Linked DNA regions of Homo sapiens: region 1 is linked to region 2. The links are chromatin contacts, found by POLR2A ChIA-PET in ENCODE. All regions are on one chromosome and are shown on one strand. Each heading gives the region's core, a stretch centred on a gene start or an enhancer-like site at or near the end of the contact. The rest is flanking DNA. Distances are from core to core; before and after follow the strand shown.

The links. ChIA-PET counts read pairs that join two places held with the same protein, here RNA polymerase II (POLR2A).
Region 1: POLR2A ChIA-PET joins it to region 2 with 11 read pairs in WTC11. The contact joins the promoter of SLC17A5 here to the promoter of SIRT5 in region 2. POLR2A ChIA-PET finds 5 or more read pairs at or near these places in 2 of 52 experiments (WTC11 and activated B cell).

What each region holds. Positions count from the first base shown.
Region 1 is chr6:73,652,166-73,657,095 of GRCh38, reverse strand. It overlaps SLC17A5 (solute carrier family 17 member 5), which reads left to right and starts at 3,104. Exons shown (of 11, transcript NM_012434.5): 1 at 3,104-3,303. The coding sequence starts at 3,210. RefSeq lists an enhancer at 1,900-1,989 and a silencer at 2,989-3,658.
Region 2 is chr6:13,570,801-13,576,401 of GRCh38, reverse strand. SIRT5 (sirtuin 5) reads right to left here and starts at 1,801. Exons shown (of 10, transcript NM_012241.5): 1 at 1,658-1,801. LOC105374937 (a long non-coding RNA gene) reads left to right here and starts at 1,968. Exons shown (of 2, transcript XR_926497.4): 1 at 1,968-2,437; 2 at 3,181-4,330. RefSeq lists enhancers at 864-1,449, 1,039-1,518, 1,450-2,036 and a silencer at 1,729-2,248.

The sequences.
Region 1 (4,930 bases), core at 1,855-4,354, about 60 Mb before region 2:
GGGAATGCTCAAAAAACACAACAATGGAGGCATGCAAGACACAAGAGCCAACTGAAAGAGCTCTTAGTCACCAAAGCTGGAACAATTTGAGCAACAAAATAAATAACATAGTGTTGGGAGTATAACCCAAAGTATAAAATAATAACCATGACATCATACTAATAAAAATAAATGATTGAATAAGTAAATAAATGTAGGAGAATAAACAAATCTCCCAAACAAAAGAATTCTTCCCCTGAAACTGGTGGAGTATAGATAACTCCCCACCCCTTAAGTGAAGGCTGCACATACTGATTTCCTTCCAAAGAGAAAAGTAAGGCCGGGGGAAAAGAGTTAACTTCACAGTGAAAACACCTGACAAACACAACCTCAGGCATGCAATGAGGCTTACCATCACTACTGATAAACATCAGTGATAAATAAGTTGACAGCACATTCCCTTGACATTACATGATGAGAATGGCCCTTTACCTCTATGACCTTTCCCTCAAAAATCCATAACCCCAGTCTAATTATAAGAAAAACATTCAGGCCGGGGGTGGTGGTTCATGCCTGTAATCCCAGCACTTTGGGAGGCTGAGGCAGGTGGAGGCTGAGGCAGGAGGTCAGGAGATGGAGACCATCCTGGCTAACATGGTGAAACCCCATCTCTACTAAAAATACAAAAAATTAGCCGGGCGTGGTGGCATGCACCTATAGTCCCAGCTACTCGGGACGTTGAGGCAGGAGAATCGCTTGAACCTGGGAGGTGGAGGCTGCAGTGAGCCGAGATCGTGCCACTGCACTCTAGCCTGGACGACAGAGCGTGACCTCGTCTCAAAAAAAAATTCGACAACCCAAATTAAGACACTTTCTACAAAACCTACCAGTACTCTACAAAACTGTCAAGGTCAGCAAAAGCAATGAAAGTCAGGAACTGTCGATCTAGAGGAGCCTAAGGAGACATGTAATGTGGCATCCTGGATGAGATCCTGGGACCGAAAAAGGATATTAGGTAAAAATTAAAGAAACGCAAATTAAGTATGAACTTCAGTTAATAATTATCTATACTGGCTCGTTAGTTATGATATATGCATGATACTAATGTAAGATCTTAATAATAGGTCAAACTAAGCAAAGGGTATGGAGAACTCACTGTACTATCTTTGCAACGTTTATGTAAACCTAAAATTTCTAAAATAAAAAATATTAAAAAAAAGAATTCCTCTGGTTTGAAGTCTTTCAAGTCTGTTGCAACTATATTCCCTGGCCCAAGTTATCTATAACCTTGGTCATCTGGGAGCTTGTTAGCAATACAGAATCTCAGGCACATCCCAGATGTACTGGGCTTCTCAGAGAAACAGCCCCAATTGGGTAGTTTGGGTAATAAAGTTTTGGCTTTCACAATATAGGCTGGCCAACTCGACCCAAAACAGATGATGGTGCACATGCCTGGAGACCCAGGAGGACCTGTGGTGCAGATGAAGTCTGAGGACACTCTGCTGGAGAAGTCTCCCTTGCTTGGGCAAGAGAAGTGGGGGAGTCGGATTTTTTATTCTAGATAGGCCTTCAACTGATTGAAGGAAGCCCACCCAGATTATGGAAGGCAGCCATCTTTACCCAGAGTTCAATGATTTTAGTGTTAACCTCATCCAAAGACAACCAGCAAGTTAACACATAAAATTAACCATCACACCAGATCTGCTGAATCTGAATCTACATTTTAAAAGGATTTGCCAGGTGACTCTGCATAATCCAGTTTGAAAATTGCATTTTTCTACAACCCTTAGAGAGTGTAAAAATCTACATGGTAATTCAGTAACTCAGAAACAAGGCTTGATTTGCTGCTTTAACTTGAGAACTTTTCTAGCATTTACTGATCTGGAGGTAGGGATGCCTACAGAAATCCTCGCCCTCCCTTCTAGGTAAAGGACCCTCCCCTTTGTTCTCACGTGAACCTCACTAAGCTTCTAACCTGGTTTACTGAATTAGTGGCTTGTGGGTCTTCCCTGTCTACACCAAACTCTCCGAGAGCATCTACATCTTATTTTCTACCTCCACAGAGACAGCCTTTATTGGCGGATCCAGATCTGCCCTGCCAAGGCAAGCTGGGTTTTCCTAGTTTCACTTTCAGAGTCCGCAAATGCTAGCACAATCTATCCAAATTCTATCGTGGAGATAAAGCATGCACACATACATCAGAGGATTCCATAGGTCGAACCATATGAAACTACCTATGTTGATTACTTTTACCTATAAAACCAGCAACATCATAGGACTCAACAAATTTCCATTGCTGTTTTTCCGCCTAAAAGCTATTTTAGGACCAGGAGCAGTGGCTCACGCCTGTAATCCCAGCACTTTGGGAGGCCGAGGAGGATTGCTTGAGCCCAGGAGTTCGAAACCAGCTTGGGCAATATAATAAGACCAAGCCTCTACAAAAATAAAAAGTAGAAACAAAATTAGCCAGATGTGGTGGCATGCTCCTGTAGTCCCAGCTACTTGGGGGAGCTGAAGAGAATCGCTTGAGTCCAGGAGTTGGAGGTTGCAGTGAGCTGCGATTGCGCCACTGCATTCCAGCTTGGGCAACAGAGCAAGACCCTGCCTGGGAGAAAAAAAAAAAAAAAAAAAAGCTATTTTAGGGACAATATGCCGCCACAGTCACGAGGTAAATATGCCGCCACAGTCACGAGGTAGATCGTACAAAGGTTGCTAACAGTATGGCAACTGACCGCTAACAAGCGAATGTCAAGTTGTGAAATGCACACCACCCACTTCCCTAGTTCGGTCGAAGCCCTCCCCTTAATTATGTGCAATTCAAGTCCCCACTGCCCGCCCGCAAGCCCCCACTCATCCTCGCTGCGGGCAGGGTGGCCCCTGCACTTTACAAGGGGGTGCAGGAGCGGGAGACGGTCGTCCGAACACCGGCTCCCCGGCATGCGTAGACCGGCGGGCGGAGCGGGCTCACTTTGCGCCAATCCTACGAGAACTCCCAGAACTCCGCTTCCCTAGTCCAACCCAAGCCAGAGTTGCCCACACCTAAGATGGCGGCGGGGGCGGAGTCGGCGCGGCCGCCTCTGGGCGGGACCGCGGGGACTAGACGTGGCCGCGGGGCGGTGTCATCGCCCCCGCCCCGCCCGGTCCAGCCAGCTCGGCCCGGGGGCTTCGGGCTGTCGGGCCGGCGCTCCCTTCTCTGCCAGGTGGCGAGTACACCTGCTCACGTAGGCGTCATGAGGTCTCCGGTTCGAGACCTGGCCCGGAACGATGGCGAGGAGAGCACGGACCGCACGCCTCTTCTACCGGGCGCCCCACGGGCCGAAGCCGGTAAGCGGCGGGGTCGTCCAGGGGCTTCGAGTGGGCAGCGGTACCGGGGGCGGCGGTCTCTGGGCCGGCATGGCCCGGGTACCCGCACCCTGCGCCGGCGGGACCGGAGCTGCTCAGGCGCGAGGGGACATTAAGAGGGGAGCCCGTTCAGAGTGCCGCTCAGTCCCGCCTGCCTCGGTGCGCAGAAGCCCCTCGGGAACCCCGGGGGCCGCGACCGTGATCGCGGAGCCGAGCCGGGGCCTCGGCAGGTGCAGCCCCACCGGGCGGGGGCGGGGGCGGGGGCGGGGGCGGGGGAGCGGCGGTGCAGCCGGCGCTGAGCTGGTGGTTATTTTGGGTAGTGCTGAGCAAGGGACCCAGTGGAAGAACGAACTGGGAGAGAATCATCAAATGAATGGGCTAAGGTCCGAGCGGAGGACCCCGGTGTAAGAGCAAACTGGAGGAGAAACCTGCAGATCAGTAGGCAGAGGGCTGTCCTTCCCTGTCACCGCTAGGTTTCCGCCACTGCGTATCCGCCAGCATGTGACCTGGTAGCTTCTTAGGCGGGGAGGGAAGACAAAAAAGGACTGGAGTTAACATTTGTGAGTATGCAGAGGGCAACTATTGTATAACCCAGCTGATATCTTGACATTGTGCAGTAAGAGACTAAAAACATCGAGGACATTTTTTTTCCGTCTGGCAGTCTATGATTTAAGTTAGGAAAAGGTTCAGTTATCCTCAAGATACCTATGGAGTTCTAAAGTAATTTGCCAAAGGTCTTGGAACAAATCGAAAAGCAGGTACGTCATAAAGCATCTTCCCTGAATTTGAGAAAATTAAAATATTTTGCTATTTGACACTTTTGTAATATAGTTTATTTAAAAGTAACGAAAACTAAAGAACAAATCAGTTTGAATGCATTCTATAGTTTCAAAGATCTGTGCGTGAGAAAGAGTTGTGTTGGAAATTTGACTTTGGCTAACCCAGAATTGTATAGTTTCTATATTTTTATTTGTTTTTAATGTTACCAGATGGTGGCAGTAGAGGTGGCAACCTTATAGCTCCATCTGGCAGCCGGGAGCTTATTTTAGTCAACACAAACTGTAAATACCATACCATAGTTACGTTTTACCTGGAAGTCGGACTTAGTTCCATAAACTGATCATTTTCTGTGGCTTGTAGTGTTCAAATTGTATAATATTCCTCATAAAATAATATAGAAATACAGAAATAAAAGTTATAATAAAGATATTTGCCAGAGATTATTACATTGTTACAATTGAAAAATATGTATATGTATAATCAAAATTTAGCACAAATGTTAAACATTATTCTCAGGAAAATGCAGATTAAAATTACAACGAGGCACTATACACCCACTAGAATAGCTAAAATCCAAAAGGCTGATAATACCAAATGTTAGCAGAGATGTGGATAGAAAAGTTATACATCTCAATAAAGATTGAGATGGACAAATGTATACATTTATCACGTAAATTATACTTCAATAAAGTTGATTTTTAAAAAAGTAGCTTATAGCATCCCTTTTAAAAACAATCCCTACTTGATTCATGTGTTGAGTGTATGGATCTTATGGTACTGGCCCTGTCCTTCCTGGCTTTAGGTGGCTACGTTTGTTACAACCATTTCC
Region 2 (5,601 bases), core at 552-3,051:
AACCACCAGGGAAATGCAAATTAAATCACACTGAGCTACCACCTCACGCTTGTTAGAATGGCTATTATAAAAAAGATCAAAGACAACAAGTTTTGTCCAGAATGTGGAGAAAAGGGAACCCTGGTACACTGTTGGTGGAATGTAAATTAGTACAGCCATTTTGGAAAACAGTATGGAGGCTCCTCAAAATCTAAAAATAGAATTACCACATGACCCAGAAATCCTACTTCTGGGTATATATACAAAGGAATTGAAATCAGTATGTTGAAGAGATAGCTGCATTCCTGTGTTGTTTTCAGCATTATTCACAATAACCAAGATATAGAAGCAACTAAGTATCCATCAACTGAGGACCGGATAAAGAAAATGTGGCACATATATACAATGGAATACTATACAGTCTTAAAACAGAAGGCAATTCTGTCATTTGCAACAACATGGATGAACCTGGAGGACATGAGGCCAAGTAAAATAAGCCAGGCACAGAAGGACAAACAGCACATGATCTTACTTATATACTTGGGGTCTAAAAAAGTTGAACTCATAGAAGCAGAGTAGAATGATGGTTACCAGGGGCCTGGCAGAGGGCTGATGTGGAAGGGAGGGATGTTGGTCAAAGGATACAAAGTTTTAGTTAGGTAAGAGGAGTAAGTTTTAGTGATCTACTGCACAGCATGGTGACCATAGTTGATGATGTATTGTATATTTCCAGGAGAGTAGATTTTCACCACAAAAAATAAGTAGGTGAGGTGATGGATATGTCAATTAGCTTGATTTAATCTTTCTACAATGTATACATATATCAAAACATTACACTGTACGCTATAAATATATAAATTTGTCAATAAAAATAATTATATAAATATATATTTATATAAAACAAAATACATGCTAAGGATAATGCAATGAACTGCAAAAAGTTGTACAGGCTCCCAATAAATAATTTTTGAACGCCTAAGAGCTAAATAAATGCAATACATCACTCCCAGGTGTCTCCACTAGGGGGCCCCATTCCCTCCCGTTCCATCACCTGCTTTCCTCAAGGTCGTCTCCACCCTCCTATTTGTTGATACCCGGCCTCTGACCCAGTTCATCACTTTCCCGGGCTTCCGGGCGCCACCCTCTTCAGGTTTTCCTCCTACCCCTCCAGCCCTGCCCCTCTGGATCTCCCATCCTCCCAGCGCGCCAGACTGCATGCGGCCTCCCCGCCCTGTGTCCAAGAGGCAGCTTCCACTCCACGCGGGCAAGCCTGAGCTCCAGAGCCGTCCTCAAGCCGCCTCCCCCCGAAGCACTGGGACTTCATCCTCCCGGCTACTACTCGTGCCCAGGGACTAGGCCCTGAGCCTTCCCTTCTCGCACGCCCCATAGCCAAGCTGCTCAGCAGAACCTGACGGCTCCACCTTCAAACTACGTCCGGAATCCGACCCCTCTCCACGCCCACTGCCTCCACCCCGGCCACCTTCCTCGGTCACCCTGGCAGCTGCAATGACCAGGGTGACCTTTCTGAAAAGGGAGGCTCTGTTCGGAGCCCTCGCGGGGCTCCCCAGCACAGCGGCCTCCCATGCCCACCTGCTCGGGTGGGATTACTTTCCAACCCCGTTTCCATCCCCCTCCCTGGTCTCCAGCCGCAGCGACCCCCACGCAGAGCCCGGAAGACCTTGGGCCCCGCACATGCTGCCGGCCCGCTAAGAGCTCTGGGTACCCCCGGAGCGCCTTCCAGGCTTTCTCCTAGAGGCGCTGTGTCCCGACCGCGCTCCGGACCTGAGCCACGGCTCACCTGGGGCAGCTCGCGCCCCCGAATACAGTCTCCCACGCCCCGCCCCCCGGGGTGCCTCCCTCCCAGCTCTCTGTACCCACCCACCATCCCCCACATCCCTTCCTCCAACCGCTAGCCAGTCACCAGCCCGGGACCGCAGGGCAGAGGCCGGGCCGCGCATGCGCACCGCGGACCGGTGCCACCTCCGCTCGCGAGCCCGCGGCAGGCCCTGGGCGGTGCGCGCAGTCCCGCGAGAGCAGTGCTTGGTCGGGACCTCGAAGCCGGAGCCCGAGCGGGAGAGGCCGCGGAGACCCCGGCCCGGCGCAGGCAGAGACGCACCTGCGGGAGGCGGGCGCGCCGGCTGGAGAGGAGGCCGTGGGGCGGAGCGGCTCAGCGTTCTGCTCGGCTGCAGCGGCCCCTGCCGGAGACCCGGGCGCCGTGGTCTTCTTTATAATTGAAGGATTGTCTCTCTGTTTTTATTTGGGGTGGGGGTGGGGGTGGGGGGCGGCGCAGTGACTTGCTTCGACTTTGTCAGCTTCCAGGGTTCATTCCACTGCCCAAATATGTAGTGAGTTACTACCGGCTTTGCTTCCTCCTTCAGCAAACGGCTGGACCACACAACTTCAGGAGAGAGGATTTTAAATGTTAGGGTCATTTTCCCTAAAACGATTTCAAATGACGGTGAGTTGGTTCCCAGGCTAGGCCACCTAACCTCGAACGCAATGACGAGTGCACTCTGACTGCTGAGCTGAGAGCCTTCCGTGGCTCTGGGACCCAGTGACTCACGTGGCTCCGCATGTCCCCGTTCCCTTAAAATCGGAGTCTTTCCTTTTCTTGGATTCCGGCTTGCCACCAGCACCACTTGGCAGAATGGAATTGCTTGCGGGCATGTCAGTGGACTAGAAAGGGAAGTAAGTGGTCTGAGAACTTGGGGGCCAAAAATGTTACATTAACATTTTTTGCCTACCTAAAATCTCAGCCACTTCCCACAGTTTGGCTGGAAATTCAGCCCATGTTGAGGCCCTTCTCATTCCTGCAGGTGTTACCAGCAACTCAGAGGTTTATGGAGTAACGAAATTGGGGAGGGCCTCACATCCGGCTGCTGTTTTTCCCCCTAACGTGTATGGTGCTTATTCTGAGCCAGACACTTTTAAGAACTGCACATTATTAACCATTTTAAATCGTCCCCACCACCTGATGAAATAGGTACTGTTATCCCCACTTTATGGGTGGGGAAACCGAGGCCCAGGGAGGTCAAGTAACTGCGCAAAGCACAAAACTGTTGAGTAGTAGTGTTACCAGGGCAGTCCTGGAGAAATCGCTCAGAGGGCAAAACTGAGAGCTCATTATTTTCTTAAACAGTAGACAGCTGAAAATGCTCATTGTTTTTTAAACCGTTTTGTTTGTTTGATTTTTTTTCCTAGTCTCTTTATCTATAGGTAACCCAGCTTAAAACAACTGCGGTTGGCCCGGGATCCTCACTGCCCTTTGCCAAGTACCAGAGAAAGATAAGGCCTACTAGGAACCAGAGAAAACCAGAACCAGCCACCCCTTGTTACTTTTAGATCATTAATACATCATTATATGCTCAACTCCCGACCCGTAGAAGAGAATCGCCGCCATTTTCTGATAGTGCATTGTATGAAGAGGCATGTTTATGAAATGCACCTGTGCGTCTAGAGTTCCTCCCGGCATATGCTTGCATACCTCCCCACTCCACATCTAACGCCTTACAATTCCCCAGCTTCCCAAAGCTCTGGAAGAAGGGGGTCTTTAGAGTGAAAGTTTACTCCTTCTCTATTCCTGGCCAGGAATGAAACCCGCTTGCCGTTTTTTCCAGTTGGTGTGCTTTCTTTGCAACTGATACAGACTAGGAAAAGAACGCAATTTACCAGTAACAGTAGAGCTGGGATTTAAATCTAAGTGCTTTGACTTCAAAGACAAGGTTCCAAGCTGCTACACATACCAATTCTCGTTAAAGTGTATTCCATTTCTTTTGTGCTTTCATATTGACCATTGTGTGTTAATCCTTTCAATTGGAAGAAGAGGGAGACAGTGCCAGTTATTGCAAACTTTCACAGTCCACAGGCCCGATATGTAGCCTTCACCACCCACAGGTTCTGCCACTTCTGGGGCATTATATTCCATCAAGATCCAGGCACCCGCCATCCACATACCAGCCCTGGAACTCGTCCCTTCTCCCAGACTTGGAAACGCCACCTCTCCCTGACCAATGTCGAGCCACTTCCTCATCTTGATACATCAGCCACTATCCTTTCCATCTTTCAGGCAACTCCAGCTTAATTTCTCGATGGCCTTGCCCTTCTAAAAGGCCGTTCTCTTTTCCCAGATGACTTTTTCCTATCCCCTCCACAGTAACTCCCCTCATCCTTCCAGTCTCAATTCAATTGTTCCTTGGTGGGGTGGGGCGGGGGGAGCCTTCTTAAACCCTCCTCCCTCACAACTGCATGAGGTCCCTTGTCTCTAATATAAGCTCCTGTAGCACCATGGCACTTATCCCAGTTGAGATTTTAAATATATTTCTGTGTATTTGATTAAAGTTTCTCTCCTCCACCAGGCTGTGAAGGTGGCTTCTTGTTTTGTTTTGCTCCCCGTGGTATTCCCAGCACCTCAGGATCCCTTATAGTAGATGCTGAATTAGTAAATACATATTAAATAAATGAATGAACAATCTCACAGGAAAAGCAGCCTCAAACTCAGAGGATAATGGCTTGGGCTATCTTTACTAAAATTTAAGAGGCGAATGACCTTTTCTTTCTGCTTATGAGTCTGTCTGTAGCAGCACAAAATAAAAAATAAACAAGCAAGATAGAGTTCATTGATAACTCATCCTATTTACAGAGGTTTTCCTGGGACATGTGGGTAGGTGACAGAAAAGTTTAGAAGCACATACACTGGAAAATAATTTTGCCTATTTCCTTTGGTGAGATTCAGACATGTCAAGCTTTAACTCTGGAAAGAAAATCTCTCTCCATCCTGAGTTTTACATCCTCTTGGGATCTCTCACTTTATTGGTTATCACTGCTGTCTCTCAGGGGTGAACTGTCCTCTTTAAGCTTCTGGTGCAAATATAAATATGGAAATAAATGCCTAGGGATTTATTTCCTAGAATGACCCTACCCTGAGTTGGAGCATCACACACAGCACCATGAGTTGTGACGCTAACCTCCATCAGCTGGTCAGTGCATCTGCGTGTAACATGTAGCCATAGCATTTTCCCAACCCTGCTACACACAGTAACAGTGCACACAGCACATCTTAAGAAATAAAATTGACATGAATAACTGAGAGGTGGCAGACAGGAAAATGGGGATTGCAGGTGTTTGCATGCTCTGCAGTGAGGAAAGCTAGGTTGTCAGGACAAGTCTGCAACAGAAGGCAGTCTCGGGCCACGAGAACAACACACTGTCTTTCGATGGCTGGATGGTTGGATGACGAGCCCATATTCTTTTATTTTCTTTCTTTTTTTTTTTTTTGAGACAGAGTCTTGCTCTGTTGCCAGGCTGGAGTGCAGTGGCGTAATCTTGGTTCACTGCAACCTCTGCCTCCCGGATTCAAGCAATTCTCCTGCCTCAGCCTCCCGAGTAGCTGGGACTACAGGCGCCTGCCACCATGCCCAACTAATGTTTTTGTATTTTTAGTAGAGACGGGGTTTCACCATGTTGGCCAGCCTGGTTTCGAACTCCTGACCTCAGGTGATCTGCTTGCCTCGGCCTCTCAAAGTGCTACGATTACAGGCGTGAGCCACCCCTGACCAACCAATTAGCCCCTTTTTTTTTTTTTTTTTTTAAACAGAGTCTTGCTCTGTCACCAGGCTGGAGTGC